Linked DNA regions of Mus musculus: region 2 is linked to region 1. Evidence: chromatin loops called from intact Hi-C (ENCODE). Cell type or tissue: left cerebral cortex. All regions are shown on one strand. Links, peaks and the distances in the headings refer to the core of each region. The heading gives the core; the rest is flanking DNA. Region 1 overlaps Eif2ak4 (eukaryotic translation initiation factor 2 alpha kinase 4). Region 2 holds the start of Gpr176 (G protein-coupled receptor 176).

Region 1 (16,014 bases), core at 4,050-12,049:
CCATATGCACATTTCTACACAATTCTTTTTCGTTCTCTCACATACACTTTAGTACATTTTTAAAAATTCTCATTTATAATAACAGTCAAAATGAGTGAGTGCTTTCTCTTATGGTGAATTAAGTTCCTGAGTTCCATATCGGTCTCTTAGAGGAAATTATTTATTTTATGTATGGTTATTTTTGTCTGCATGCATATGCATATCCCCTAGAACTATCATTACAGACAGCTGTGAGCTGCCACGTAGGCGCTGGGAATTGAACTTGGGTCCTCTAGAGGAGCAGTCAGTGCTCCCAGCTGCTGAGCCATCTCTCCGGCCCAAGGAATTCTGTTATGGAAAGGGAGCTCATGTTTAACGCCCCGCCCCTAGTACCCTCTAGTAATCAGTGCAGCTACGTGTCCTCCGGACTGCTACTCTTTTCCCAACAGCCCAATGGTGATAGGCTGTTTATTCACCTCTGTCAAGCAATAATTCCAAGCTACTTTGCTTATTTAAAAGAAAAACAGAAGCCAAAAATACAGAAGGAAGGCTGGGAGTGGTGCTCACCAGCAGAGGCTGGGAGTGGTGCTCACCAGCAGAATCCTTGCTTTCCTATAAATGAGGTCCTGCGCTCCACTCCGAGCACCCCTCACCCATGAGTAGTGCCCCTCCCTCCTCCCCTCTCCCTTCCTCTCTCTCCCTTGCTTCCTCTCCCCCCACATTTCTCTCACACATGCACATAATTATTTGGAAAAAAATTCTCTTACATCTTAAAAGCAAAAGTTGTTTTGCAACAAGCCATAAAAAGTAAAAAGAAAAGAAAAGCAAAAAGGCAAATGCCTTGATTGTATTCTTCCTCCTAGGACTTTGAGATACTCCCTGACACCCTACTTTTTGGAGATGCCAAGACAGGCTGATGTGCATGGTGGCTCACCCATGAGTAAGAGTGAGTTCATTGATCACATATACCAAGTGCGTGCAACACATACAGCAACTCATTCACGCCCAAGTTTCTCTCAGTTCTAGAAACCTTTCTTTACAAAAAAAGTGGGATTTTAGAGTTCCTTCAGAACTTATTTTTCTTAAGCTATCAATATATTATGGACATGTTTACAGATAAGATATACTAATAGGTGTGAGTATTCACCCTTACATATATGAATATTTGATATACAGACAAGTTTAGCTGTAGTCTTTTGATAAATTTACTTTACATGTATGTGTGTGTCCCAGAGTGCAAGTCCACGGAAGTCAGAAAAGGGTGTCAGATACCCCAGAACTGGAGTTATAGGCAGTTGTGAACTACTCTGTGTGGATTCTAGGAACTGAATCAAGGTTCTCAGCAAGAGCATTAAGTGCTCTTAACTACTGAGTCATCTCCCCAGCTCCCCTATTTGTCTAAAATGGGTCTCAGTACATAATGTGGCCTTGCCTCAAGCTTGTGATTCTCCTGCTTGAACTTCCAACTGTTGAGATTACAGGTGTAGGCCACTATGCCCAGCTACATTTTTAATAGCTTCTTAATATTCCTTAATATCATGACATATAGTTACTCATTCTCCTATAGATAAACATGATGGGTTTCATTTTTTGATACAATTACATAAACATCCTTTTAAGATTCATATACTGTATTACTTAAAAAAAAAAAAACCCTAAAGGTGGAACTGTCATTTCATGGACTATGGAATGAGAATCAAATTTTGAAAAATTTCAAGGCTTAGTGGTTAAGAGGCTTCTTGCTTTTCCGAGGGCCTGAGTTCTGTTCTTAGCACTCATGAGGGATGATCCACAATGCTGACAGTTCCAGCTCCAGGGATCTAATGCCCTCCTCTGCTTCGGTAGGCATGTGCACACATGTAGCACACACTTACATAGATACACATAGAGACATTTTTTTAAAAAAATAAATTTGTAAATTTTCATTCATTTCATTCTTTTATTACTTTTCTAAAAAGTTAGCCATTAGTAGTCTCAACAGCCCTGGTCATCTCTGAATAATATAAACATTTTTGTACCTTCCAAGTAAAGTTAAACATGTATGCACAGCACATATATCTTGCCATAACCTCAAACAGTTACTCATTTCCTGTCTATGTACCGCCTGGCCGTATGCTTCCTTTATGCCTCCATTTGTACCTTTAAAGATGTTTTGGTGCTGAGGATTGCACCCAGGGCACTGCACATGCTAAGTACATGCTCTCTCCTCGAGTTTGGTTGCAAGTGCCTTCTGTGCATTAGGGACAGAACCCCGACTCTCATACTCACTGCACGTTTTCCTCAGGTCTAGAGGAAAATGGTGGGTGGGCTTGCTAGCAGTTAAGGCTGTGAAAGACTAAAGTTGTTGCTGGCTAAGAAAGCTTTGGGGATCACAAGAAAGAGAACATGGACAAAACTCAGCATAGCCATTAGCTGTTTTAACATTGCTTTCTCTAGACAGCGACATTTGGGGTTTTACTGAAGAGCTAGCTGGCGAGTGAACGACATTCCTCTGTCTGAGTTGAGGTTGACTTGCTGTAGGGTGCTCTGTGGACCTCAGCACTGCAATATGGGGTCAGACACTTGCTGAACTCTAATACTGCCTTTACTCTGATTAGGTATTTCCTACATGTGGCTCCCCAGGATAAGGCTGAAGTGGGGGTGTCTGGGAGGGGCGAGTCTTTAACGGAGCAGCATCCCAGCTCACCCGCAGGTCGAACGGAAGCATCACCAGCATGCCGCTGTGATCCATGAACAAAGCCGCTTCGTTGTGCTCATATATTTGCCTGTTTCGGGGAAGCAGCAGTGGGGTGCACAGCTGGACAGCGCCTATACCAAAATACAGAGAGAGCCGCTGAGCCTCAGGTTCTTAACCCAAAACGCACACAAGCACACAGGTGAGTGAGCTGCCGCTGGGGCACTGAGAGCCAACATTGGCTCCCAATATTGGCTAATAATGTTCCAGATGGATAGATACATGGAAAGCTGACCTGGGCTAAGTCTGTTGATTTAGTCAGACTTTGGACTCCATGAGTCAACCGTATTTAGTAGCAAGGTTGGGATAATCAAACAGTTTCTCCTCAACAAGCTGGGCCAACTGCTTATCAATGGATTTTAATATATAGTCATACCAAAATCCACCAATAGCAATTTTTTTCTTTCATTGAGACTGGTCTCACTATATTGCCTCAGCTGGCTTCAAACCCCTTGCCTTAGCCTCCTGAGTGCTGAAATTACAGGCTTGTACAGCATACCTGGCCTTCCTTTCTTTCTTTCTTTCTTTCTTTCTTTTCTTTCTTTCTTTCTTTCTTTCTTTCTTTCTTTCTTTCTTTCTTTCTTTCTTTCTTTCTTTCTTTCTTTTCTTTCTTTCTTTCTTTCTTTCTTTCTTTCTTTCTTTCTTTCTTTCTTTCTTCTTTTCTTTCTTCTCTCTCTCTCTCTCCCTCTCTCTCTCTCTCTCTCTCTCTCTCTCTCTCTCTCTCTCTCTCTCTCTCTTTCTTTCTTTCTTTCTTTCTTCTGTGTGTGTATACCCACGTGGTATAATTTTGTGTTGGTATGTGCACATGTGCATGGGCTTGCTCACGTATGCATGCACTTGTGCTACAGGTTGATGCCAGGTGTCTCAGTTGCTCTCACTGAGCCTGAGCTTCCTGAGTTGGCTGTCGCCACCGAGCTTGGGGATCTTCCTGTCTCTGTGGCCCTGTCCCAGTTCTGGGCTTACAGATGTGTGCTGGCATGGCGGGGTTTTCAGTGGGTGCTAAGGACTGAGCTCAGGTTGCTGTGCTTGTGTGCAAGCACTCTACTTTCTAATGACTTTTAGAAAACTGCCAGAGGAGTGCTTTTCAGAGAAGGACATACCATGCCTTTTAAAGACGCGGACGATGGTTTCACATACAAGCTGCTGGATCTTGGCTGTACGAATCAAGAAGTTGCCCTACAATGAGACCGATTAAATGTCATCAGCAAAGCCTAACTCAAGAGTTCCTCTAAAATGCTCGTCTGCAGTTGTGCTGGGTGCTGCCCTGCCCAGGGTCAGGATCTCAGCAGAGGTCTTGAGCAACTGTCTCTTTGAACACATTTAGAGAGACATGGATATTTGCTTAAGGTGTTTCCTTTTCATTCCATTTTATTATAGTAATTTTAGAAATAAAAAATAAGCAAAAAGACAAAATAAAGTTACCTGTAGTCTTACAAACAGATCTGATTCTTATTAGACAGTCAAACTCTGCTCTTATTTCTGAGACAGGGTCTCATTGTATTGCCCAGGCTAGCCTGGCCACAATCCTCTTCAGTCTTTGCAAGGCCACAGGTGTGCATGATCATATACACTTAAAATCTACAGTTTCTCTAAATTCCATCTTCTAAGATTATACCACAGCTTAACTATATAGAAGTAGACAGCATGGATGGCCAGCCTTGGTTACCTACTCACTCAACTCTTTAACTACCAACCAAGGAGTACACATGGAGCGACCCATGGCTCCAGCCGCATATATTGTCAGGCATCAATGGGAGGCGGAAGGCCCTTGTCCTGTGAAGGCTCAATGCCCCAGTGTAGGGGAATGCCAGGGCAGGGAGGCAGGAGTGGGTGGGTGGGTAGGTGGAGCACCTTCATAGAAGCAGGGGGAGAGGAGATGGGATAGGGGGTTTCCAGAGGGGAAACCGGGAAAGGGGATAACATTTGAAATGTAAACAAATAAAATATCCAATAAAAGAAAAGAAAAACAAAACATTTCTCTAAATTATTTCAGGTGCTTCTGTGTTTTTGGTTTTGTTTTAACTTTTAGAAATGAAATAATAAAGGTTACCAAGACTGGCACCTTGACAACTCTTCAGAAACCATCTGGAAGCTTTTAGAGACTCAAGATGCTTCCCAGCTGAGGCCGCAGAGCTGCTGAGGAGCCAGGGCACCCTGCATCTGAGGAGCCAGGGCATCCTGCATCTGGGGAGCCAGGGCATCCTGCATCTGGGGAGCCAGGGCACCCTGCATCTGGGGAGCCAGGGCATCCTGCATCTGAGGAGCCAGGGCACCCTGCATCTGGGCTTCCTGGGCCTTGGCCGGTGCTGGGAGCCATTGTTTCCACATACAGAGCTGACCCCTTGGGTGTCCCAGGTTGGAAATCTGAAATGGGCTCTGTCTCTCAGTCTCTTGGAAGGGCATGGAGTGGGAAGGGTCAAAATCAATAAGTGATTACTAGCATGGCTCTTCCCTGAACTAAGCAGTCATGCTTTGTGCATGCTTTGTGCATGCTTTGTGCATGCTTTGTGCTTTTGGGGCTTTGGGGGATTTAAGCCAAGAACTTACAGCGCAGGGATAGCTGGTTAGACCCGGAATATCACAAGGTAAAACCCGAACAAAATAAAGAGATACGAACATGGGATGGCTTAGCAGGTAAAGGCACTCGCTGCCTAGCCTGGCAGCTTGGGTTCAATCCCTGAGGCACACATGGTGGGAAGAAAGAACTAATAATTCCTACAAGTTGTCCTTTGACCGCAATACGTGTACCATGACATGTGCATGTCCCACCCCCTTACATAAAATGTTATTTTAAAAAACCTATAAAAATGTAAGACATGGAGGTTAGATAAGCATTTAGTAGGAGAAAGGGTATTAGGAGTGGGAGGAAGATAAGAAAGGGCAGAGGGATGAGTTTGATCAGAATGTATCATAGACATACATAAAAACTATCAAAGAGTAAAGAGAAGTGCCCGCTATGTGTGACTCAGCCACCTTCAGGATGTCACTGTCGTAGGTGTAGTCTATAGCGGGGGAGATGTGCTGGCAGAAGATCTGACTCATCATGGTGCGGTAGGCCTTCCCATCTATGTTGGCCAGCGTGTGGTGCAGCACTTCATGCAGCTCGGACTCCTCCATCTGCGGCGGGGGGAGCAGCTCACTCTTGAGCAGTTCCATGGCCGTGGGCCGTTTAGCTGGATCATGGTTCAACAGCCAGGAGATGACAGATTTCTGCAACGTGACAGGCACATAGTTGGTAAGGAGACAGCAGATGAAACTCAGATAGGCGGTCATTCAGGGCACTTTTTATGCTTAGCTGGCACTTCCGAGATCTCTGATTATGCCATTTAGTGACCCATGACCCTGTGACTTGGGCATGAATGTAACTGGAGCATTCTTGAAAGGGAAAGGTCCCTTTGTCACCAACGATCAAACATATCCTTAACAAAGCACACGAAAGCTGAGCTTAGTCTTATGACTACAAAGGACTGTATAAAAAGGAGATATCTAGACATTACCATAGAGCCCATGCCTAATGTTAGTACTTACATAAGCACACAGCAGCACCTCTACCGCACAGCACACTGGTCCTCGCTCTCCCTCCTTTTCTTTACTGAGTCTATTCCCTGGAATCCTCTTGCTTTACACTGTTTGTTATGCCTCCATAGTGGAGAGCCCTCTGAAGCAGCACAAGCCTTTAAAAGGTACCCTAAACCTTTTTCTTTTTAAACAGTCTACTCAGTAAATAAATATATAGACCATGCTTTGAACTCAAAGAGATCCATCTACCTCTGTCTCCTGAATGCTGGGATTAAAGATACGTGCCATCACACCTGTTCCTTCATGATTCTTAACTCTGTAGCTTAGAAAAAGAATTTATAAAAAAATTGGCAGAATATTTGAGAACAGAAATTTTCAATTTTTAGATGGATTTCATAAGATATCTCTAATGTATCTTTAAAATACCCTTCTGGTGGGTGTGGTGGAAACAGAGGTGGGTCTCTATGAGTTCAAGGCCAGCCTGGTCTACATAGTGAGTTCTGGGACAACTAGGGGTATGTAGAGAGACCCTATCTATGAAGTGAGTATTTATAGTTATGACACTCAAAAATTCAGCGAATGACTAATTCAAATGGAAGATAGCAGCTAACAAGATAAATAGAACAGGTAACAGCCTGTTTTCTAATACTTCTTTACTAATTAAATAGAGGTGGCCAAATGAGCCCTGTTAGCCTTTAACAGTGTCATACTAAACACCATAGAAGTATAGAGACTTACTCAAACAGAAATAAAAAGACACTAACAGTCCCTAACTCTTATAGATGTGCAGTGGAATGGCCATGCAGACATGCAGCCAATAAGAAGTTGCAAATGTTGACATGCTCTGTTTATGTTCCTGTTCTCAATGCTGATAGTTTAAAGAAGATACTTTTGCCCTGACTATCACTGTCAATAACAGTCAGTGTAAGGAAGAAATTTCCCTATGACCTGAGTATTAACGAGTGAAGGTTTCACCACAGCAAACAACTATCAGAAAGAAGAAAGGAATACCAGAGAATGGTACACAGCTCACTTAGGGTCTCTCATGTTATTTGGGTGCTAGTGTTAGCGTAGGATGAACCATCTCCCTGCCCCCCTGTCCCCGATAGCTATGGTGTACGTGAGAAATGTCCATGCTTGAAATACTGTAACAGCTACTGCTCAGTGGTGGAATACTTGCCTAGCATGTGGAGGACCTAGGTTTGATTCCCCCGTGCTATAAAACCAAATAATCCCAAGACCTTCTAACAGCAGACCACTTGGAAAGTGTAGTCCTTTCTGTACAACCTGAGTTACTTCACCCATAAAACAGAGATTATAATTTTTTGCCTGTATGTCCTAAGTTTTATCTAAAGCAATTTGCTGTAAAAGCATTTCTTCCCAGCTAAGCCAGCGGTCCAAGTAACACTTGAAGGCACAATTGAATACACAAAGAGCTCTGGAGTGGGTTAATTTGCTTTCAGACCCTGGCCTTTTTATAGTGCATTTCAAGCCTAGTAACATCTTAAGAGCTCCTCCATCTTTTGCTATTTTCCCCACGGTGTTCCGTGAACACAAGAGAACGAGTGGCAGAAGATTTCTAATTGAAAACCAAGAGAAACAGTAATTAAAACCCAAGGCTGCAGACCAGCAATTAAAGCCTCAGCAAATTACCTGCTTTGTATGTTCTCCATCATCGAAGTCGTCTGGAAACTTGGGCGATGTGGGCTAAAAGAGTATTATATTCAAATCAGCAAGCGCTTGGCAGGCTGCCAGAGGCAAAGCTTTTATTCAGCACAGTAAGATAACCAAAGAGCAAATTAAAATTTGCTAACATGACACCTTCTCCACGCCCTGTGCTCACTCTTCAGTACACAGTCTATTAATGTGGACGTTACCCAAATGATGGCCTCCGTTATGCAAATCACCTCCTTTAAGTTTAAATAAAAGATAATTTAAATAAGAGATTTTTGCCATGACTGTAATTGTCAATAAAAGTCAGCATAAGGAATAAATTAAGTGTAAGGGTTGCACAGAAACACAAAGCAGTTTAGTGAAACACATGGTGAAGAAAGGCAAGATTCCAGGAAATCATCAACCTAAGAGGAGGTGGGAGGTAGAGGCGGAGGTGGGTGGGTCACAGGTGGCTTCAGACACAGCCAAGTCAGAGGCCAGCTGCTGCTGCATAAGGCCTGACTTAGAAACAAACAAGCCAAAAGCAACGGGCAAATTCAGTTAGCACCAACTCCAAATCCCACTTCCAATTCCTCTGAGTCCCTGCTTTTCTGATGAGCAGGACCTCAGCTACAAGAGTAACCGATAGTTTACATATTCCTGAATTGAAAAAGCAATTTCAGATTACAGAAAGGGGCTTCCTCAAGGACATCTAGGTCCATCCCAGCTAAGGTGCATGCAGAAACACCCTCGGTCCATCTATGCCTTAGCAACTGCTACCCACACACTGCTTTCCAAAATACAGATTGCTCCCCAAAGTGTCCACAGAGCATCCTCAGTGTGTGCACTGCTGACTCAGGAACATCTTCAGTGTGTGCACTGCTGACTCATAGGAACATCCTCAGTGTGTGCACTGCTGACTCATAGGAACATCCTCAGTGTGTGCACTGCTGACTCAGGAACATCTTCAGTGTGTGCACTGCTGACTCATAGGAACATTCTCAGTGTGTGCACTGCTGACTCATAGGAACATCCTCAGTGTGTGCACTGCTGACTCATAGGAACATCCTCAGTGTGTGCACTGCTGACTCAGGAACATCCTCAGTGTGTGCACTGCTGACTCAGGAACATCTTCAGTGTGTGCACTGCTGACTCATAGGAACATCCTCAGTGTGTGCACTGCTGACTCATAGGAACATCCTCAGTGTGTGCACTGCTGACTCAGGAACATCCTCAGTGTGTGCACTGCTGACTCAGGAACATCTTCAGTGTGTGCACTGCTGACTCATAGGAACATCCTCAGTGTGTGCACTGCTGACTCATAGGAACATCCTCAGTGTGTGCACTGCTGACTCATAGGAACATCCTCAGTGTGTGCACTGCTGACTCAGGAACATCCTCAGTGTGTGCACTGCTGACTCAGGAACATCTTCAGTGTGTGCACTGCTGACTCATAGGAACATCCTCAGTGTGTGCACTGCTAACTCATAGGAACATCCTCAGTGTGTGCACTGCTGACTCAGGAATATACTCAGTGTGTGCACTGCTGACTCATAGGAACATCCTCAGTGTGTGCACTGCTGACTCATAGGAACATCCTCAGTGTGTGCACTGCTGACTCAGGAGAAACCTCAGTGTGTTCACTGCTGACTCATAGGAACATCCTCAGTGTGTTCACTGCTGACTCAGGAGAAACCTCAGTGTGTTCACTGCTGACTCATAGGAACATCCTCAGTGTGTGCACTGCTGACTCATAGGAACATCCTCAGTGTGTGCACTGCTGACTCAGGAATATACTCAGTGTGTGCACTGCTGACTCAGGAATATACTCAGTGTGTTCACTGCTGACTCATAGGAACATCCTCAGTGTGTGCACTGCTGACTCAGGAATATACTCAGTGTGTTCACTGCTGACTCATAGGAACATCCTCAGTGTGTGCACTGCTGACTCAGGAGAAACCTCAGTGTGTTCACTGCTGACTCATAGGAACATCCTCAGTGTGTACACTGCTGACTCAGGAGCAACCTCAGTGTGTTCACTAACTCACTTGTCTGCTGTGGTCTATTAGTGCCATGTGGACAGGGTCTTGCTCATGTGTAGTCCAGACTAGCCTTGAACTCATGCTCTGTCTCTCTTACATGCTGGGACTGTAGGCATGCCCCTCCATGCCTGGCTTGTTCTATGTGATTTAACTTAACAAATACTTAGGCTTGCCTTTGCTCCCTAAGGATGAGAAAGGCTCTCCAGACCTGTTTCATGAGTAACAGTCCAAATTGCCCAGACTTTACTTTCTACTTTCTTAATGCCCCATTGTCATGGGCACCCTTGTCCGGGCTCCCTGTAACACTCACCCCTATGAGCACAAACAGCAACTGAGGAAGGGTTTATCTCAAAAACATGAGTGGGAATTTCACTGGGAAAAACAGCTCAAGTGACTGCTGAGAGCCACATGTGTGTGTGCCAGGGTTAGCAAAGTCTCTACCACAGAGACCTGGCTCCAGACTTCAGATCCACTTTAACTTCTGGTCATTCAGATTTGCTTTACAAAACCAGATCCATCCAATATAAACCTTTATGTTTGGAGGGGGTGAGAAGATAAGGTCTGGAATGTCATGTAGCCTAGGCTGGCTCGCCTCAAATAAACCAAACTGTTCCTCATCACTGGGCATGTTGACAGGGGTGTGATTTCTCTTACTAGAGCACAGGACAACATAGGCTGACAAATTTAGTTACTAAAACCACTATGCTGGCAACTTAAATGAGGTGACACTCCTTGTCCCAAAGACATTTTACTGAAAACGACAGCATGATCAGCTTATCATGAATTGGACAATGAGTCATTGAAATTAGAGGAGGCAGCCAGGCTTGGGGCCGTGCACTGCAATCCCAGCATTCAGAAGGATAAGAGAGGGGAATCTCATGTTTCAGGCTAGCCTGGGCTACTGGCTAAGACCGTTTTGTTTTTTAAATCAACAATTGATAGCCTCTTCTATTTTATAAATATCAGGAAAAAGTCCTTGAGTTCTGATCTCCATACGACACTGAGGATACTGGAAATGTATTCATCAAATATATCTGACACCCACATCTCGAAGTTGGTTGAGAACGAAAATTCTTTCTGAGGCAGTCACCATCGGGTGATAAGACATCTCAAAGAAGATAATTCCCAGGCTGAAGAGATCCACTTTCTGTGGGGAAAACAGAAATTGCCTTTAGAGAGTTCTGATATCAAAATGGCATTTCCAGGAGCTTGGGGGTTTAGTTGAGAAATACGAAGATCTGTTCTGAAACAAGTTTTTAGACCTATAATTTTAAAAGCAAATCATCCAAAATTTTCACTGAGAAATGACGATCACAGTGAAGCTAACATGTCTATCTGCTAGCACAGCTGCCATCCCTCCCACCTCCTCTCCCTCTCTCTGGTAATAACATTTGAGATCTAGTCTCTTGCGCTGTTTAAACTTATTGTACAGAATGCATTCACCTTACCACGACCCTTTTTTGATGCTTGCTATTCCACTGTTTCAGCCTTTCCCCTCTTTGGCAGGCTCTATCCATGCTTGTCAGTGCTACTGATAGGACCAAGCCTGTCACTTTCCAGGCAAGTGCTCTACCGACTGAGCCACATCCCTAGCCCTCACTTATCTTTGTCCATTATTTATTCTAAATGGCATCCTTGTATGAGTTTCAGGACGTAGCTTGATGGTGGAGTACCGCCTAGAATGTGCAAGGCCCTTAGAGTTGAATGCCCAGAGCAGAAGAAAGCAATTCTGAATGCCTGCCAGGCCCCACTACTGCCTTGCTACTCAGTTCCATTCTTCACAGGCCTCATCCTAATTTAGGGCATTTCTCTTCCATTGCTTCCTGCTCAACATGGGTTTCGCCATCACTGGGTCAGCTCTCTGACCTCCTGTACACAGCTGTTACTCCGGTGGCTGCCTTGTTCCCTATGTACCTGACGGGGGAGGGGAACAGCATAGAGGCTAGCTCCCATAGTCCTAATGGATAGAGGAACTGCCAACTTCTGCAGCAACGATGCCAGCTTCCGTTGCTGCCCTGGGGCACTGCTGCATGCTCTGCCTAGAATGACTGTTCCTACTTCAGCTGGTCACTAAACCCTACATGGTACAGTCCTGATGGTCACACTTGTCACTTACTCTGAGACCCCACCACACACACACACACACACACACACACACACACACACACACACTGTACCTGGTTGTATGCAGACTTGGTGCTTCCTTGGACCTCAGGGCTTACATACAGAGCAGTACCAACCATGCCAGTCAAATGGCCTATGGAGGAAAGGAGGGAAGCATTTCAGCCAGGGACTAAGTTATTCCTGGTGTTGCTGTTTCACAGTGCTCAGTACTGAACCCAGGGCCTTGTGCATGCCGGTGAGGGGCAGTGAGCTACACCCCTAGCTCCAGATAGAGTAAACTTAAAACCAAAGGGCTTCCTCCTAACTCCTAGTTATATTTATTTATTTGTGTGGATGTGTGGACGCTGTGGCATGTATGTGGGAGTCAGAGGACAACTTGTGGGAGTTCATTGTCTCCTTCCACTCTGTGGGCTCAAGAGGCTGACCTCAGGTCATCAGGCTCAGTGGCAAGCAACTTTACTTGCTGAGCTGTCTCGCTGGCCCAGAACAAAAGAGCTTCTTTATAAAAGTGAGGCTGGGCTGGATCTGTTATCTGCCATCCCCCTACCCCCAGGAGGAAAGTGAACACTGTACGGATGATTTTGTACACCCTAGACTGTCCACACGGCCTCACATACAGGCCTCTGCTTACACAGGAAGGCTAGGACTGGATAAAGCCCCAGGAAGGCTGGGTTTGAGGTAACCTTACAGCACCAACACTTTGGGCCCCCAGGGGACCATCATCACCGTTGTTCTACTAATGACAGAGCTTATGCTTCTTAAGAATAATTAACATAGCGAAAGGAAAAAAACCTTAAACTTCCATAAAGACTATTTAAAGGATAATTTCAATTTGCTTCAGAATAAAGTCTTTATAAGTAAAAGGCAGATTTCAGGTTGAGAAGTTTTATGGTCTCCTTTTAAACACATGGATGAAATAAAGGCTTACCTGAAGGGTCTGACTTAATCACTCCGTCACCTGCCTGGTCGTCCTGTTTACCTTCAGCCTAGAACACAGTGAAGATGGATTAATCACAAGTGCATACAGATTAAACACAAGCGAGGATGGATTAAAGCCTTCCAGCAGTTCATGGCAATGGCTCACCTGTTTCTAAGTGAAGACTGAAAAGCTAACAGGGACCACAGAATAATTATTACCTGGTTTTTTGACTTAACACATTTACTTATTTTTTATATTTAGTTAACCCATTCATGCAGGGCTCAACGGAAACCCAGAGAAAGCAAGAGGAGAATGAATTCAGTGGACAGCTCTCTTCAGGACTGAAATACCCAGACTCTTAGAGAAACCAACTTATGTTCATCCCACAAACTCCAGGAATAGAGGCTGTTTATCAGGAAGCACAAGAGAATTAAAAACAGTGACAAACATTGCTCTACCTTTCCTAGTACTACAGCCTCTTCCATGTCAGTTTTGCTATTTTTTTCCCTAAAGGTTGGTCACTAACTTGGCCCCATTGTCCCTTGCTGAAGCACACACTGGACTGCTTTGCCCTCTTTCACACAGCTCTAATGGTCACACCCTAAACCAAGTCTAGAGGTTTGAATGGGATATCCTTCATAAGTCTTGGGCATTTGAATACTTGGTCTCTAGTTGCTGACTATTTGGGGGAGGCCTAGGAGATGTGGTCTTGCAGGAGGACATGTTCCGGGTGCTGTCGCTTGCCTTTTGTTCTCCTTTGCTGCAGGTCCCAAATGCACACATTTTATAGCCGACGCATGAGTTCTGACAAGGCCTGGGCAAAGGGCAGGGATAAGGCTGTGTGCAGCTTGCTGAGACTGTAGAGCCTCTCCTCTACTCCCAACACCTCACTGAGCTCTTTAGTTGGGGACAACATCTCACCATGTCATCCGGGCTTGGTTTCAGCACTTCTCAATACACTTTATCTGCTCTGCTCAGGACCCAGTCCTTATTGCTCCTCTTCTATTTCTTTGCTGTGGTGGGTGTCAGGGTCTCACTCTGCAGCTCTGACTGGCCTAGAACTTGCTATGCAACCTAAGCTGGTCTTGAACTTGTTGTGGTCCTCCTGCCTCTGCCTTCTGAGTCCTGGGAGGACAGGCACCTACTTTCACTTCCAGCTTTTTTCTACCTCCTCACTCTCCGCTCCTAACTTCATCTGCGAAATTAGCCCTGGCGGTCCATCTTGTCACCATCTAAATTCCATTTTCTTTTTCTGACCAGTCTTGGAATGAGCTACACTTACTACAGATCATGGGACCTAAAAGCTAGCTTATGATAATTAAATAGGGCCCTGGCCCTCAAAGCTGCCCAATTTCCAAAGACTTCCTCTTTATACATCAGCTTTTCTACACTTCACAGTTTCAGCCAGTCAGAACATGGGATGTTCACATAGCCGAGTCTGCTCACCTTGGCTGTTAGCTCATGCTGGTGATTCTTGTCCTGGTTTTACTGTGCCCTGCCCTGGATTTTGGCCTGCTACACTCCCACTGACCTTCTAGGGTCCATCTGGAGTGCCACTGTTGTATGCAGTCTTTATTTTCCTTTGGGTGATGGGGGTCTCATTATGTGGCCCAGGTTGGTCTTGAACACCTGGGTTTAACTGATTAAATACTTCACCAGTGCTACAGCACTGGGTCTACAATGTTTCCTGTTCCACATGGCCACACATCTCCTCCTCTCCTTACTCTCATCTCACTGTTTCTTACCCCTCACATTAATTAGCTCTGTATGCTAAACTAATCAGTAGTGTCAGAGCCAGTGTTTGTCCAGGACTGAGACTTACTTTTGCAAGCCAGTGGAAAGTTCCTCAGATGCAAGAGCTTGTCAAATGCCCAGTAAGGAGACCCAACTGCCAAATTATTTCATAAAGCATCATATGCCTTTTACCTAAACATTGTTCATAAACCAATAACTTTACATCCCTAAGATTCAGAACCTAAGACACACTTGCAGACTGTCCCTTCAGGCTTGCCTCACAGTAGAGGAAGACATGGAAGGAGAACAGGAGATCATTATCCCATCTCTGTGTTTCCAGGGTTATTAAGGTACCCAAGTCATTTACAGGCATAGCCTAATTTAAAATAAAACAAACAAACAAACAAACAAACAAACAACTCACAGTGAAGGCCAGATGGTCTGTTGCCAGGCCAAAGTCACCTATTTTCACATGGTCATCAGAATCCAAAAAAATATTGACAGGCTTCAAGTCGCGATGAATCATTCCCTGTTGGAAGACAATGAAGAGTCCATCCACTGCTTCTTCCCACACAGAACTCAGCACTCTGTTTCCCGACTTTAAAGGAAGAGGGTTGTGATGACCACTGGATGAGTCTTCTCCCATGGACTTCCTGGTCTCTGGAATGTCCGTCCTGTGACCTCTGACCTCTCTGCTGGTGGTCCTGAGCAGGGGCAACCCCCAGGCTCTGCTCCCTGGCTCCCCAGAGACTCCTGCTGGCTTTCCCTGTGCTCTGCTCAGGCCCTACTCTCCTTCCTCTGCCGTTTTCCTTTGCACTACTTCTGCCTGCCACACTCCTGGACTTGTCCTCTCATTCCAGCTGCACCGACATCTCCCTGTTTTGCCTCTTTCATGAGCCTGGCACACTGTTCTAACAGTTCAGGTCTATGCCACCAGCTCTCAGGAGCTCAATGATGACATCACAGGAATCCTGCTTTCTCCTCCTCGGAAGGGCTCAGCATGCTTACTGTTCTATGCAGAAGATGCTAAATGTAATAAAAACGCTTCTCTGGTCTTTTGTATGGTACAAAGGCATATACCATATGGTATATACTCCTCTGGCTCTGAGAACAAGCGTCCCTCTCAAGCACAGGTTTGCTGCATGTTTGTGCCTCTGTGTATGTAGGTGATGCACAGAGAGAGGCCCAATGATGCCCACTAGAATTCCCTTTTATTTTCCACCTTGCAAATTATGCCATGTAGATTCCATGGCTTCTCAATATTAACAAGGCACAGTATAAACATTTTGAAGTTCCAAAAAATTGAGGCA
Region 2 (16,014 bases), core at 3,114-11,113, 73 kb after region 1:
TTGTCTATGTTTCTCTTCTATTGCCATATAAAACACCATGACCAAGGCCATGTATGAAAGGAAGCATTTGAGGATTTGTGGTTCCAGATGGTTAAGAGTCCATGATCATCATGGCTGGGAGCATGGCGGCATGCAGCCTGACATTGCCCTAGAGCAGTGGGTGAGAGCTTACATCGAGAGAGAGAGAGAGAGAGAGAGAGAGAGAGAGGGCAAATGAGCTAACTGAACTGGGAATGGAATGGACTTTTGAAATCACAAAGTCAACCCTTAGTGACACACCTCCTCCAACAAGGCCACACCTCCTAAACCTTCCCAAATCATTCTATCAACTGGAGACCAAGCATTCAAACATATGAGCCCATGGAGGCTATTTTTATTCTAGCCACCACAACTGTTCTCTTTCCTCTCCTCTCCTCTCCTCTCCTCTCCTCTCCTCTCCTCTCCTCTCCTCTCCTCTCCTCTCCTCTCCTTTCATTTTCCTGACTTCAGTTACCACGAGTCTACTCTACTTTAGTGAGATGAACATCTTTAGCTTTCTCACTCCTGTTTCTTAGCTCAATGTCCTCCAGGCTCATTCATACTGCTGGGAATGACAGAATTTCATTACTTTTACGGTGGAATAAGATTCCATTATATGGTTATTCCATGTTATATCTATTCATCCATTAATGGATGCTTGGGTGGCTCCCTTTTGTCTATTGTGAACCAGAGCAGCAGTAACCATGGTGCCCTGAAAGAGTGGCTTCCTTCATTTCCTTTGGAATCATGCCCAGGAGCAGGATTACATGATTTTTATAGTAGTTCTGTTTCCAATTGTATTTTTTTAATTGCCATACTGTTTCTCATGATGGTTGTACTAATTTATATTCCCACTGATAGTGTGTAAGAGTTCTTTCTTGTCATACCCTCCAGAATTTTGTCTTTTGGTGACAACCATTTTAACTGTGTGGGATGTATCATTACAGGATTCACTTGCATTTCCCTGATTCTGCTGAGCAGACCTTGCACACGTGTCTCTGCTGCTTTCTTTCTGACCTACAATGGTTTCAGTGAGAAACTTGATGTCATTCAAATGATTTTTTTCTTCTATAAGAAATGTTGTGTGTCTCTTCGTCTACTTTTAAGATTTTTCTTTTCTTCTGTGATTACATTCATAAGTTTAGTGATGACAAGGCTTAGTGTAAATTTTCTCTAAGATAACGGCTTTTTGTTTTTGTTAATTATAGAGTTTTGCCATTAATTTTCTGGACACCTGTTTTGAATTATTCCCCCTTTTCACTTTTGGTAGGTAAAGGCTCTCTGTGTCCTGGCAGCCAGACAAGGAGACTCAAGGCTGTTCCTGCTGTTCCAGTCTCTGCATATACAGTCCCAAAGGTGTCCTGTGAATCTGTCCGTCCGTGTCCCTGTGTCTGTCACCTGTAAAGAGCTTGCCTTGCCTCTATTGAACAGCACAGAAAGCATCCCAGGGAAGGAGTGATACTTTATTGAAATCTTAATGGAGTCTTACAAGGGAGTAAGTTACAGACTCCACAGCACCCAAGTAACATCACTGTTCAGCAAGTAATAGCCCTGTGTTGGATTCAACATTTATGGTGGATATTCATTTTTAGAAGATCGCTTTCAACATCCATTTTTGCTGCTTTCTGCAGGTGAGTATTAGAACACAGGTGCATTAGTCTGGTCAGGGTAGTGGAAGAGTATGTAAGATTGCACAATGCATTAGCTTAGGTGTAAATGTTGATTACACGGCAAACCCAAGGCAAAAAATGTTAGTTGTTACACTATTCTAAAGGCAGGTTAAATAGGCTGAGTGCACAGCAGGATAGCAGTCTTAAGTAACCTCAGGGCATAGTGATTACTCTGGCTGTGAGGTCCAGTAAAAGTTCCAGTCTCTTAGAATGTAAGAGATTTTTGTCCTAACATTGCACTGCACCTGTGAGTCTTGCCTTTTAACTTTTGGAATAAATTAAGTATATCCTTTTATCCCAAAGCTATGCTGTGTCTTCCAAATTAGGTTCTGAGTCATAGCCATGGCTCATCTTTTACTGAAGGAGAGATATTACTGTATTGATCACTTAATTCACCAAAATTGGTTCTAGATAACTTTCAACTCTGACAAAAAAAAATCAAACTTATCTTCAAAGGATATATTTATCATGAACAGAAACACAGGAAAGAATGTGCTAGATCCCTAATTTTACAGTAACAGAGGCGCTCCAAAAAGGTTAAGTCTCAAAAAAATATCCCACAACTATGTGGCTTCCCAAGACTACTGGAGGATGACAGTATTCATGGAGATTTTTAATTTACTACTAGAACCTGGCCTGGGCTGGGGATGTGACATAGTGATAGAGTGCTTGCTTAAGATGTGCAAGGCATTTGTTTTGTGTACTGGGAAGAGGGGTTGCTTTATGATCAGTACATATCTGTATGTGAATGTTTGCGTGTGCATGTGTGTGTGAGTGTGTGTGTGTGAGTGTGTGTGTGAGTGTGTGAGATGTTGGTGTGTATGTGACTACTGAGGCTTCCCTGTGAAGGAAGGAACTTCGTATTTTCCTAATATCCTCGAGAACTTTAATAGCAAGTCTTTAGGTGCAAAGTCTACTAAAACACATTTGTAGATTCATATCCATGGGGAACCATTCTCCAACTGATATACTGGGATTGTTTAGAATACGTGAAGGTCTACATTAATATTACTATCTTTTATGAGACAGGGTTTTCATTATATTGCCTGGAACTTGCTATTTAGACCAAGCTGGCTTTGAACTTAGTGTTCCACCTGTCTCTACCTCCTCAGTGGTGAGGTTAAAGATGTGCGCCACAGTTCTAGAACAGTAGAATATTTATAATTATGGACATCTAAATCTTTTTTTTTAATTAGGTATTTTCCTCGTTTACATTTTCAATGCTATCCCAAAGGTCCCCCATACCCACCCACCCCCCACTCCCCTACCCACCCACTCCCCCATTTTGGCCCTGGCGTTCCCCTGTACTGGGGCATATAAAGTTTGCAAGTCCAATGGGCCTCTCTTTGCAGTGATGGCCGACTAGGCCATCTTTTGATACATATGCAGCTAAAGACAAGAGCTCCCAGGTACTGGTTAGTTCATATTGTTGTTCCACCTATAGGGTTGCAGTTCCCTTTAGCTCCTTGGGTAATTTCTCTAGCTCCTCCATTGGGGGCCCTGTGATCCATCCAATAGCTGACTGTGAGCATCCACTTCTGTGTTTGCCAGGCCCCGGCATAGTCTCACAAGAGAGAGCTATATCTGGGTCCTTTCAGCAAAATCTTGCTAGTGTATGCAATGGTGTCAGCATTTGGAAGCTGATTATGGGATGGATCCCTGCATATGGCAATCACTAGATGGTCCATCCTTTCGTCACAGCTCCAAATTTTGTCTCTGTAACTCCTTCTATGGGTGTTTTGTAAATGGTACATCTAAATCTTAAGCAATTTTTTTTTTTAACAAAAAGCTACTGTGTCCTTTGCTAATTGAAAATAACTTGCCTGGTATGGTGTCTCACGTCTGTCATTCCAGCACTCAGGAGGCAGGAATATCAGGAATTCAAGTTTGTCCTTGGCTCTAAAGTCAGTTCAATGTCAGCCTGGGCTACTACCAAAGACTTTTTGTGAACATCTTCCCTCAATTAAAAAGAAGCAAGAAAAGTAAGTGATTCTTTCATTTTTGGGGGGAAATACAGAGTCCGGTAAGTGATATTTTACAGAGCCTACACAGAGAAGCTTTAACATGTTGGAAGGGGGATGTTTCCCCCTCTGTGGTATTTGCTTTCTATAATCATCAACAAATAGGACTTGATCTAATAGTGAAGTTTAACATATCTGACCTTGAGGTTTTTACTAATTCAGTATTGCAATCTCCTCAAAAAGCCTCCCCAAATGGCTCCTCCTATGTCTATTTGATAGAGGAGGGCACCAAGTTCACAGAGGTCAAGAGGGCTGGAAATGGCACAGGCATTTGCACACAGGTTTGAGGGACCACTCTTCATGCTCTGCCTTCTTTGCCCCCACTGCCCCTCCGGCTAGATGGACTCTGTGATCTTGAGAAGGTTTGTATGTCTGCCTGGGTCAAAAGCCAGTCCAGGTTTCCAGAAGAGAAATGGCTTAGCACCCATATTAAGTTTAAATACTCTCAAAAAGCCATTTAAATGAAGTAAGTTTATCAGAGACTGACACAGGTTGGACATGAAAAGCCCAGCAGTTTAATTCAAAGGTTCCCAGGGGCTCAGTTATCCATTACCACTCTCATTTCCTGAGGACCAAGAATTTTCTATTGCCACTACCAATATACACAGAGATTTAAAAAAAAAAGTATCAGACTTAATACCTGCTGTGCACATAAATAAAGTATATTCCCTTAAATATGCAGGCCTATTTCCATGAGTGTCTGCCAGCACAGGCTGGGTTGTGCTGTAAGAAGGAATAACTGTAAAGATATTTGTAGCTTAGTACAACAATGTTTATTTCTTGCTCACACAAAATTTATTGTGGGTGGCTGTGTCTCCAGGACATGAGTCCTCCCATGTGGTGACTCAGAGGCTGCTCTGTGTTTAGGCAGTTCCATTCAGAACAAGACTCCCTTCCCAACCACTGTGGCAGGGCAGAAGAGGGACTGGGTAATCAGAAGTAGCATTTCACTGTCTCAGCCTACAAGCACCTCATCATTTCTGTTCAGACTTCATTAGTCATAATAGTCATGTGGCCTTGCTTACTTGAAAGGGCAGTTGAGAAAGATTGCTTTCTGTGTGTCTAGAAGAAGAGAATGGGAAGCTGTTAACATGAGTAATGTCTGCAGAGTAAACCACCGACTATAAGCACAGGACTATATAGGTACAGGGCTATAGGCACAGGACTAGCCACATACAAATACAGAACAGCCTACTCAAGATGGGAAGTCACCTACCACAGGACTGAGGACAAAATACTTGTCTCTCCAGCCTTCTCTCTTCCTTCAGTAAAAGCCACAGAAGAGCACATGGAGGTGTGATGTAAGACAGGGGTCAGAAGGAAGGAAAGAAAACCACAGCCCACAGCATCCATCTTACTTAACCATCAGTTTGGTCTTTGCAAGAATCCTAGATCCCATTCCATCTGTTTTTCCTCCTACCCAGGATCCTTCCTGCTTTTAAATGAATGTCTAAGAATACTAAAATCCAAGAATTCTTCTGAACATAAATGAAGAGATAAAAGGAAATAAGCTCTCATGTATACAAGCGTTAGTGCTCTTTTGGACCTCCCAGTCTGGAGCTACCAGAAACAAAACTTTGTTGTTTATAAGCTGCTTGGTCTAGGGCATTTTGTTTCAGTAGCCTAAGCAAATCAGAACAACCACAATGGGTTTTGACCCGGTCATAACCAATTCTAGAAAAAAATATCCAAATTAAATTTTTTTCAATAGGAAGCTCTTTTGACATATTTTTATTTAATGACTGCAATATCAGGCTCCATATTCTACATGTTCGTCTTACTAGTGATCGACACCCTTGAGGTTTGCCTGCTTAAATGTAGTATGGTTTTGTGACTGCTTCAACAAATCTAGTGCAGAGGACATGGTACCATGTAGATTCTAAAATGACTTATAAATGTCAGTGTAGTTTCTGCGAGTCCTCACTTGAGGAACAGCATTGCCTATGAGGACGCTAAGCAGCTACGTAGTAAGGCCATATGTAGATTATTCGGAGCACAATTGCGTCTGACTTCTAAGTTACGGCCAGTATCTCCTGCCAGCGACGAATAGCCTCCAGATGCCAGACGCTGGCGACATAGGTTGTTCAAGCCGCTGAATTTTGTGAATTTGCTGTATATTAACCAGAAAGTATAACATTTAAATGATGTCTCACCTCATGTCATATAGAACCTTACCCCTGACTCATCATTGTAGTCAGTGGAAAATCCACCTAAGACGCGACCGTAAGACCGATGTTACCTTGTCCCTGGTTCTGTATTTTCATAAAGAATGTGTGTCTCAAATTTGGGGATCAAGGTGACCTCCACTTTTTTTTTTTTTTTTTTTTTTTTTTTTGCCGTGAAAGGTCTCACATATTCAAGCCTGCCAATTTATTTTGTAGCAAATTCCCAATTCTCTTGCCTCTCCCTCCAAAACTCTGGGATTAGAGGTATGCACCACCATGCCTGGCTCATTTCTATATTTTTCTTCCCTTGATCCTTCTCTTAGTTCCTTGTTTCCATTTCACTCCTCCTGCCTTATTATTTCTTCTTGTATGCCTGCTTATCCCAACTTCCCAATTTACATCAGCCTGCAGGAAACCCCCTCCAAGTCTTCATCGCTGAATTCATTAGCAGTGCCCCGTGTGGAGGTGAGGCCCAATGAAAGGGCCTGGGAAACCATCAGTGGGTTCCTTTAGTCCACCTTTCGAAGATGGACAAGGCTTTGACTTGACGGAGGGCCCGGGAGGCTGGGCTCCCTGCCCAGATGGCAGTGGCAAATGATATAGAGCCTGCAGGCTGTACCTCTAAGGACGCTGGGGCAGTAACCACAGCAGCAAACGCAGTGCATCCTTCAGCAGCTAGATACTGAAACTGCGCGCCTCCCACGCGCCCCGCGACGAAGTCACGCTCCACTGGGGCAAAATGGCGCTACGTCCCTCACCAGCAGCGTGAGGGGGTGGGTCGTGCGTCACGTGACCTCGCCTGCCTGCCGCGCGGCCCCGACTGCCCCAGGCACGCGCTGGGAGCCCGGCTGCAGAGCGGGCGGCGGCTCTGCCCCGCTAGGGGCATCCTACCTGGTCCCTGCTAGGTCACGACAATCTGTCCAAGCCAAGATCCGACCTGGAGTGGTGGGGCTGAGGCCAAGGGTGGGGGCGGCTTGTAAAGGCAAAGTGGCGGGGGGTGCAGAGCCGGCTCCAGGGGTTCAGGCAGCCCTGGGGATTAGACCCCAGCTGAGCGTCCCAGAGTCCTGGCGTTCAGCCGAGTGTGCGGGGGCCAAGCTGTGGACACTCAGGGCCTGTTGCCCAGCCTTGGCTGCCCTTGGTTTAGCCCCCACCTTCCCAGCTATGATCACTAGGCTGGGGCATTTCATGGGGATTCGCACCGCCCCAGCTTCGAAGCTACTAGCGGCATTGAAATATAGCTTCAGCCAAATGCTCCCATCCCACTAGGGAGAGAGGATCAGAGCGTGCGCGGGGTCCTCCGCAGCCACCGATGTGTGTGCTGGGTGGGCTTGGCCGCGCTGCCCGCCCCCTCCCCCCCCCTCGGGAGGAGGGCCCAGCGATGCTCTGTGACCGTGCCGCCTCCATGTGGTTGCTGACGGGCCCAGGGGGGAGCAGGCATGGGGCGCGGCCGCACCTCCCTCCCACCCCTCCTCGCGGATGGCTGGCTAGGCGATGAGCAGACGTGAGGGGCTAGCCGGCTGGCCGGCTCTGCAGGACGCTGCCTGGCTCCCGAGCGTCGGTCCCTCCACGCCCGGGGCAGGAGCGGCTGTGCGCTGGGCTCAGAGGCCAGGCGGACGAGCGCAAACCCCGGGCTTCGCTATGGGGCACAACAGCAGCTGGGTGTCACCGAACACCAGCCACCCGCGCAACACGTCGGGCGCCGAGGCTGGCGCCAACCTCAGCGCGTTCGGGGAGCTGAGCGAGGCTCAGCTGTACCGCCAGTTCACCACCACCGTGCAGGTCGTCATCTTCATTGGCTCGCTACTGGGTAAGCCAACCCGCGGGGCCACCAGCGGGCCGGACTTTCCCGAGGACACAAGAGCTGCCGTGGGGTGCGGGGTGCCTGGCCATGTGCGGGGAGTTGAAGGAGGTTTAAGTTAAGCAAGGACGGTCACCTCCAGCCTGGAGGCTGGAAGCAGAAGAGTTGGGACAGGGCTTCTCTTGGCAGGATGGTACAGGTACAGGGTTCTGGCGAAAGACCTGTCCAGACAGCCCTTGTCCAAAGCTTCAGACTCCGCGCATCACCGCTTACCTTCTGGTGCCCGGGAGCATCGCTGCCTCTAGCTCTTGTTTACAAATAGGAGCAACGATTCCCGGGGAATTTGTGACTGATGAAGGAATGTTAACTCAGTCAAAAATGTGTTTTTGCGCTACTATTTCCGATATAAGATAATTATTTTTGAGAGAGCTCTATTTTACATGTCAGTTTTGGTTTGTTTCTAGTAACGGGGACTTTTTTTTTTTTTTTTTTTAAGAGCGTGTGAAGTTAAACTTTACATTGTCTTCAGATAATTTTACAATCTTTGAGTAAAACGAAACCCACTGGACTCCTCCACCTGTATTTTAAGTGCATAACAGAGATAAGAAAAAAAAAAAAAAACCAACAACAAATGTCTCAAACCACTCACAGAAGATTATAGATTTCCTCCCTTGTTCAGAGGGGATTAAAGAAAATAAATTGACCAAAATGAACTGCGCTACTCTGTTACAGGGCACTGGATCCGTTTTCAAAAAGAGCTGCAGGACATAAAAAGGATGAAAGAATTACTGTTCTTGTAATTTCTTGTGCAATGGCTAGTAAAATGTGTGTGGGTTAGGGTGAGACTCATCTTTCCTCCCCCCTACTCTTAAATGGCTCTTGCTTTTTAGGGCAACTCTTTAAACAATAAACAGTACAATCAGACTGCTTTCCATTGAGGTTTGGCAAGCACAATGGATACTAGCAAACAGGCTTAAATTCTCTGTTGTGACATTTTTAAGAATGTGAAAAGATTACAATTTATGTGTGGATGTTGTGGAGAAGAGAAGTCAAAGTTTCAAAGTCAGAATAAATTATATTTCCTAGACACTTGAGAATTTCCATGGAAACCAAGACATCTGAGATATTAAAAGACTATATTTGGAAAAAAAATAACGTGTGGAATTTCCCTTCATACTTTCTCAAGTTGTCATCCTTCTAGCCCTTTCTGTTGTAATAGCTAGCTTCCACGTTCTATCATGGAGCATTTTCAGCTGTCCATGTGACATTGTCTAGATGTGTGTTTTCAAGTGGACCGCTAAATGCACATTTACACAGTAAAACCCTATGTTCCAAATATTTCTGAGATTCATTTAACAATCACTAACTAAACATTTACTATGCAAAAGTACTATGCAAAGAGTTAAATTCCAATATTGCTTCTCTTAAAAGGTATATTAATGGGAAAGTCAGAAAAAATGACTTTGGGTTTTTCAAATATACACCTCATATATATATATATATATATATATGCATATATATGTATGTATGTATATACTCACACACACATACATACACACACACACATAGCTTTTTCCCCATGGTAACTTTGGTGTTGAAATTTTTTTCATGGATTGAATTCAAAAGGTATTATTGGAATAGAAGATAGATATCATGTCTACAAAAGACATAGTGAACAGTGGGTATAGAAATGCTTTTTCAGCTGTCTCTCTGTATTTTTCTCTTTCCTGTCTTTCCTTGAATTGGATTCAGGAACTTTTAGGTAAATGGACTCTTATTTTCAGTTCTTTTCCACACAGCACTTGTGAGTGACATGCAAAACTGCCTTCACGGATAGGTCTAAAAAAAAAAAAAAAAGGACTAATTTCCCATTGATCTTTGGTTATTCCTGACTAGACCTACTGAGAAATCTATTTGCTCTATTCTATTTCCAGAAAATACAAATATAGATAGCATTTCATGTTTCCTTGAAAACATTGTAACATTGTCCTGTGAGTTCACTCTTTGTGGGTGATCTTGATTCATTGTTCTAGATTTCGATCAATTCAAACAAATCTATGTACATGAGATTTTCCTGGAAATGCCAGTTGAGGCTCAGTACTTACAGTCCAAAGCTATGTCCAGTTACATGCAAGGCGTGCAAACTTAGGAATGAAGCTCCAAAGTCCACAAATACAGGGCAGCCATGGATTAGCAGGAGGAGGAAGGTAAAGTCTTTGGAGAACGGAGTGCTGTCTCCTGATAGATTAGCCATGACTTAGTGTACCTGCTTCTCATCTCAAACACAGGCAAGTGAGTTGTTCTTTACTTTTTCTCTCTAAACAAATACAAACGCTCTTTACACATCCTCCAAACAGGTTTCCCCTTCCTAGGCTTCCTGAGACGCATTAGTACTCCGGAATACTTTCCTTGCACTGCTATCCTGTAAAACATTAAGCACGTTAACGGGAAAATGTCGCAGTAACTTGGGATAACTGTAATATTTCTGTCATAGCAATATTATTTACTGTGCTGAAAACGACTCAAGCATTGCTCAAATAATGTGCCCTTTGGGGATCTGGGTAAATGAGAGTTTCTCAGCCATCGTGATACAACATCTTGGGATGCCTTCAGTTAAATGGGAATCCTGGAAGAGCCACATAATCTAGGTCCTCTAGTAGGTGCCTCACACCACCTCTAGAGTCAACAGTTAGAAAGGAAAGACTCAGAAAGATTTGGAGTTGCCAATTCCAATAAGATAAAACTTGGAGGGCATGGTGGCACATGCCGCGCCCTTCATCCTAGTGCTTGGGAGGCAGAGGCAGGCAGATCTCTGCATTCCAGACCAACTTGGTCTACAGAGGGAGTTCCAGGACAGCTAAGGCCACACAGAGAAACCCCATCTTCAAAGACAAAAAACAAACAAACAAATAAAAACCTGAACCCTACAGGACTGATCTTTCTTTTCTCGGTCTCCTTGGATTCCCAATGAAAATACCCGCAGAGGTATATTTCTCTTTGTTGCTTTGCCTTAGAAAGGTATGACTGACTAAGGTATGACCACTAAGCTACGCCTACCCAGATCGCTTGTCACCGTGCCTGTTATCCTTGGAGACATGGGAGATATTTCTAAAAAATGAATTTCCCATTAAAGTCACCACTGCAAACAATAGCCAGCATGTAAGTATTCTACACTAGAATTTACCTAAAAGTGTTTTAAAATATAGACGTCAGTTTTCCTTCCTCCCGGCAAGCCATTATGTATAAATGGTTCTCCTTTTGTAAGTTGGCCTCCTTTGCCAACTGCTGTGCACTGAATATTTGCCGGATACCCGCACCCTCCTGCATTCCCATGTTACAGATAGAACCCCTGTGTGATGGTCTGAAAGAAGTAGGTCTTTTGGAGAAAGTTTAGATGAGGTCAGGTTTAGGGCTCACAGACTCTGTCTCTATCTCGTGAAGATGTAGCAGGAAGGCAGTAGTCCATAAATCAGGAAGGTCTTCCTCAGAACCTGCCCAATACTGCATCTGATCTGGGACTTTCTAGCTTCCAGAATTGTTAGAAATAAACGTTGTTCAAGCCACCCAATCTATGCGTTTTATTTGTTTCTTTTTTAATGGCAGCCTGTGCAGGCCACTATGCACTAACACTATTGGTGTATAGTGAATCATGGTGAAAATGATGACCACAAAGTAATTCTTTATCACCCTTCGTCTTATTCTTTCAAAACAGGATCTCTCTCACTGACCCTGAGCTAGGCTGCTGGCCAGGAAGCCCCAGCTCTCTCCCTGTCTCCGCTCTCCTTCCCTCACACCACTAGGATTACAGCTTGGCCCTTTACATGTGCTCTGGGATCTGAACTGAGGTCCTCATGTTTTCAGAGTAAACACTCCTATCCACTGAGCCATCTCCATAGCCCTAAAGTAGTCATCTTAAAGGAAAAATAGGCAGAAGGTACATGCAGCTCAGTTAGGTAGCGTGCTTGCCTAGCATGCAAGAGACCATTGGTTTGATTGGAACAACTGGCGATAGGGTGAGGGAAGGAAGGGAGAGAGAGAATGAGCTTGTTGAATCTGTTCAACAGATAGATGATAAACACCGTTTTGCCTCTTGCTTGTTTTTTATAGTCTTCCAGCAAAATCACATTGCATACAAGGGATGGTCATGATACTTGGTAGAAACATATATTTGTGGCTTTGATATGAGCTAGATGATTCTTAGAGTTTCCTAGTTAAACATTTGACAGGTGATGTATTACGCTAGCTTGTACTCATAATTTATAATTATATAGAATAATTTTTGGTTAACCATAATTATAGACAATAGTAACATAATACCAGCTGCCTTACATCTATATGCCGTTTCTGTTTTGGCATGTTTAGAAGCCTGTATAGACTGCGTAAAAAAAAAAAAAACCAAGGTATCCTAGTCAGGTGTGGTGTTGCACACCTGTAATCCCAGGATTTGGGATTTGGGAGGTGGAAGCAGGAAGATCAGAATTCAAGGCTTAACTACATAGTGAGTTCAAGGCTAGGCTGAGCTGCACAAGATCCTGTCTCAACACACACACACACACACACACACACACACACACACACACACACACACACACACACACACACACACACACACATACAGATGGAGGGAGAGGGAGAATAATATATATCAAAATCAGGACATGGCAGGGTCAGTAATTAGCTTGGATAGATAAACCCAATATTTTGAGTCCAAATGCCTCATGTTTGATTTTCATATGATAGAAGTCCATCTTCCTCCCTCCATTTTTATGCTCGTGTGTGCATGTGCATATACGTGTGTATGCATGTGTACATGCATGAACATTTTAGTGGCTATGAAGTGATATCTCATTGTGACTTCAGTGTAGATTTCTCTAATGGCTAATGAGATTGAGCATCTTTTCATGTGCTCATTACCCATTTGGGTATCTTCATTTTAGTCGCATCTATTCAGATCCTTTGTCTTTTTTGTTGAATTGTGAGTAAGCCGTCAGGACACCAAGCTCTTAGGTAATTTGCAGATATTCCCCCGACTCTGTGTGTTGTCTGTGCTTCATTTTCTTGTTGCCAAAGTCAGAAGTTGAAGAACAAATGAAGCACATTAAAAACAAAAATTGGGGTGATTGCTGTACTTGATGCCAGACGTCTTTAAACCAAATTTAAATTGCTTGCAAAATGGCATGGTGAGATTTGATTAGAGTAAAACTGTTCTGTGAGAGTTTGGAAAATTGGCAGTGGAAGTGAGAAAGAAAACACAATAGTAGGGAAGCTAGCCTGAAAAAAAGTAAAGATGACTATACCCATATACACATTGTTTATAGATGTATATATTCATTTAATTTTAATATTACATGTATGATTCTAAAATTTTGTTTGTAGGTGCATTTGCTTGCACATATGTGCACCATGTGTGAGCCTGGTGCCTGTGGAAGCCAGAGGAGGGTTACAGACAGTTGTCAGCTGCCATGTGGGTACCACTGAGCCATCTCTCTATCCCCTTTGTATTTCCAATACTTGATCATGTTTGACATTTAAATTAAACTGTAATTCTACATCTGCATTAGTTCCTCTTGTATCTCTGTAGCCGTGACCTAGCGTTGGTGTACGCAACTTGCCTTGGCAAATGCCCCATGTTCTTGGCATCCTCAACATCCTGGAGTCTTTATTCTAACTTAGGCTTTACCCTCACAGCTTTATGCATAGTCCTCTCAGGAGTTCCTGCAAGGAATCTAATCTGACTTCACTGGCTTTTCTCTTGAATTTTGGTGGAAGCCTGCATGACCCTGTAACTCTTGTGTTATGCATCCTTGCAAAACCAGCAACATATATGAGATGCCAGTTTCAGCTGCCAGTTTGAGCAGTAGCCTGGGCCTCTTGGACCATGGTTGCAGTGCCCTTTGAGTGCCCGAGTGGCTGAACTATGGAAAACACTTCCCTACTGTGCTGGCTTTATGTAAACTTGACACAGACTGTAGTGATCTGAGAAGAAGGAACCTTGATAGAGAAAATGCCTCCATGAGATCTGAGTGTAGGCAAGCCTGTAAAACATTTTTTAAAATAGTGATTGAGGGGGGAGATCCCAGTCAAATGTGGGTGCTGCCATCTCTCAGCTGGTGGTCCTGGTTCTGTAAGAAAGCAGACTGAGCAAGCCAGTAAGCAGCACTCCTCCATGGCCTCTGCATCAGTTCCTGCCTCCAGGTTCCTGCCCTGTTTGAGTTCCTGTCCTGACTTCCTTCAATGATGAACAGTGATATGGAAATGTAAGCCAAATAAATCCTTTCCTCCCAAGTTGATTTTGGTCATGGTGTTCCCTCACAGCAATAGAAACCCTGACTAGGACATTTAGTGAGCTCTTTTTAAAAGTAGAGATCCCTTGATAATGCTATTTATTTGTTTGTTTGTTTGTTTGTTTATTTTAGTATAGGATAGAGTTTATTCAGGTCATGGAGAGGGGAGTCAAGAGGGTAGTAGAGGGAGAGAGAGAGAGAGAGAGAGAGAGAGAGAGAGAGAGAGAGAGAAGAGGAGAGGAGAGGAGAGGAGAGGAGAAGAGAAGAGAAGAGAAGAGAAGAGAAGAGAAGAGAAGAGAAGAGAAGAGAAGAGAAGAGAAAATAGAGGAGTAGAGGCCAGCCATGAGCACGTGGAGAGAGCGGGGAAGGGAGTAGGGAAGAGCAAGAGAGGAACAAGAAGATAATGCTATTTTTTATTGTGTTATATTAAACTTTATTTCTATTTATGTGTGTGTATATGTGAGCACCTGATTGCCTGTATGGGTACCACCATGTGCATGTGCCTATGACGATCAGAGGAGGGTGTTGGAATCTCAAGAACCATAATTACAGGCTGTTGTGAGCAACCCCAACTGGATGCTGGGAACTGGCATGAAACCTACATTATCTGCAAGAGCACCAAGTACTCTGAGCCATCTCTTCAGCCCCAACACTTTCCTTGAGAAAGAAATGCTTTTAAATGAGTGCAGTTTTATATCCTGGAACCTACTATGGGTGCTGGGTCTTGCCTGTTCTTGAAATGCGCACAAGACATCTTTCCTGTTGTTACAGTGTAACACGTTTAGTTTCTTGTAGCCCCTGAGTTAGATGGAGAGCCCACAACTTGAGTGAGGCAAACTTAACTTCTCAAGGGAGGAGTAGAGCAAGTCTGAGATCGAGATCCAAGCTTTTTAGCCAACATACTTATAAACTCAGTTCTAGCCTAGTAATCATTATATAGCTGACCATTTCCAGGACACCTCTTTGAGCTTAGATCCATGATTTAGTTGTTTGGTCATGATTTGTGTAAGTTTGGTTCTCTTAAAATTCCACTATAGGCTAGAGTATTGCTAAGGATTAAGAGGAGAATAATTACAAATAAAAACTTTCTCAACATAGTTTAAGGTGTGTGCAAAAGTCCAGAAGCCAAGTAGAGTCCTGAGCCCTTCCCTTTATTACTGCATCCGTTAAAACGGTAAAACAGTAGCTCCTCCCCTAGCACACACAGATTTGTTAACCTTATGCTGAAAACTGGAGTGACTGTCTTCACGAAATTGGTTCAGTCTCTCTCTGTGTCTGTCTGTCTGTCTGTCTGTCTGTCTGTCTGTCTCTGTGTCTGTCTCTCTCCTTCTCTCCCTTCCTCCCTCCCTCTTCCCCCTTCTCCCTCCTCTCCTTCCCTCTGATGGTCTAGGCACTTTTGACTTATCCACCAGCATGGTGACCATCAAGCAAGGTAACTTACAGAAGCCTCACTTTCACACAGAGCTTTTTAGTTTTTTGGCAAAAACCATATTATTTCATTCCGTCATATTTACTATGTGAAATGATGTAAGGGATATTTTATTTCTTTTTTTTCTTCTTTAATAGTAAAACCCCAAAAGTTCCAACAGGGAGTAGCTGGAGCCTGCCTACTGGAGACTGCAGAGCTGTGTTGGCTTTCTGTCACTGTCATAAAATGCCTGAGGTTATTAGTCTTATGTGGAGGAAAGGTCTGTTAGGTTCTTGGTTTTAGTTTATGGTTATCTGGCTCCATGATTTGGGGCCTACAGGCTGGACAGTGAAACAAAGCTGTTCATCTCACAGCATCCAGGAAGTAACAGACAAAGGAGATGCTGGGGTCGCAACATCTTCTAGGCTCTACCCCAGCACCTAACTTCATTTCTCTAGGCCTCATCTCCTAAAGATTCTATTCCTGCCAGACAGGGCTGCAGGGCGGGTACCAAACCATCAATTTATGGGCCTTTAGGGGATAAGCCAGATCCAAACAACATCAAGATCCCATTGTCCAAAGAAGAGTCATATAGTAAAGAAAGGTGCTCACCTGAGAGGAGGAATTGCAAGCATTTTCAGGTTTTACAG

The links. Peaks named below come from ENCODE experiments on the same cell type or tissue, not always from the same donor. Only the 100,000 strongest peaks of a DNase experiment are listed, where the experiment ranks them.
Region 2: a loop joins it to region 1, with 2.1 times the contacts of the local background. A loop is called at or near these places in 2 of 42 quality-filtered maps.

Annotation. Positions count from the first base shown.
Region 1 is chr2:118,438,185-118,454,198 of GRCm38, reverse strand. Eif2ak4 (eukaryotic translation initiation factor 2 alpha kinase 4) reads right to left here. Exons shown (of 39, transcript NM_013719.3): 16 at 15,129-15,233; 17 at 12,980-13,037; 18 at 12,105-12,184; 19 at 10,973-11,074; 20 at 7,886-7,939; 21 at 5,687-5,923; 22 at 3,814-3,889; 23 at 2,666-2,787. Among named protein-coding and RNA genes, the nearest start is that of Srp14, 34 kb to the left of the region's middle. In left cerebral cortex, for the core only: no CTCF peak of the experiment used is centred there; DNase peaks (open chromatin) are centred at 5,789, 7,986 and 11,290.
Region 2 is chr2:118,364,686-118,380,699 of GRCm38, reverse strand. It overlaps Gpr176 (G protein-coupled receptor 176), which reads left to right and starts at 7,281. Exons shown (of 3, transcript NM_201367.3): 1 at 7,281-7,681. The coding sequence starts at 7,513. In left cerebral cortex, for the core only: a CTCF peak has its summit at 6,745; DNase peaks (open chromatin) are centred at 6,618, 7,155, 7,276, 7,652 and 2 more places; H3K4me3 peaks cover 2,027 bases; H3K27ac peaks cover 2,074 bases.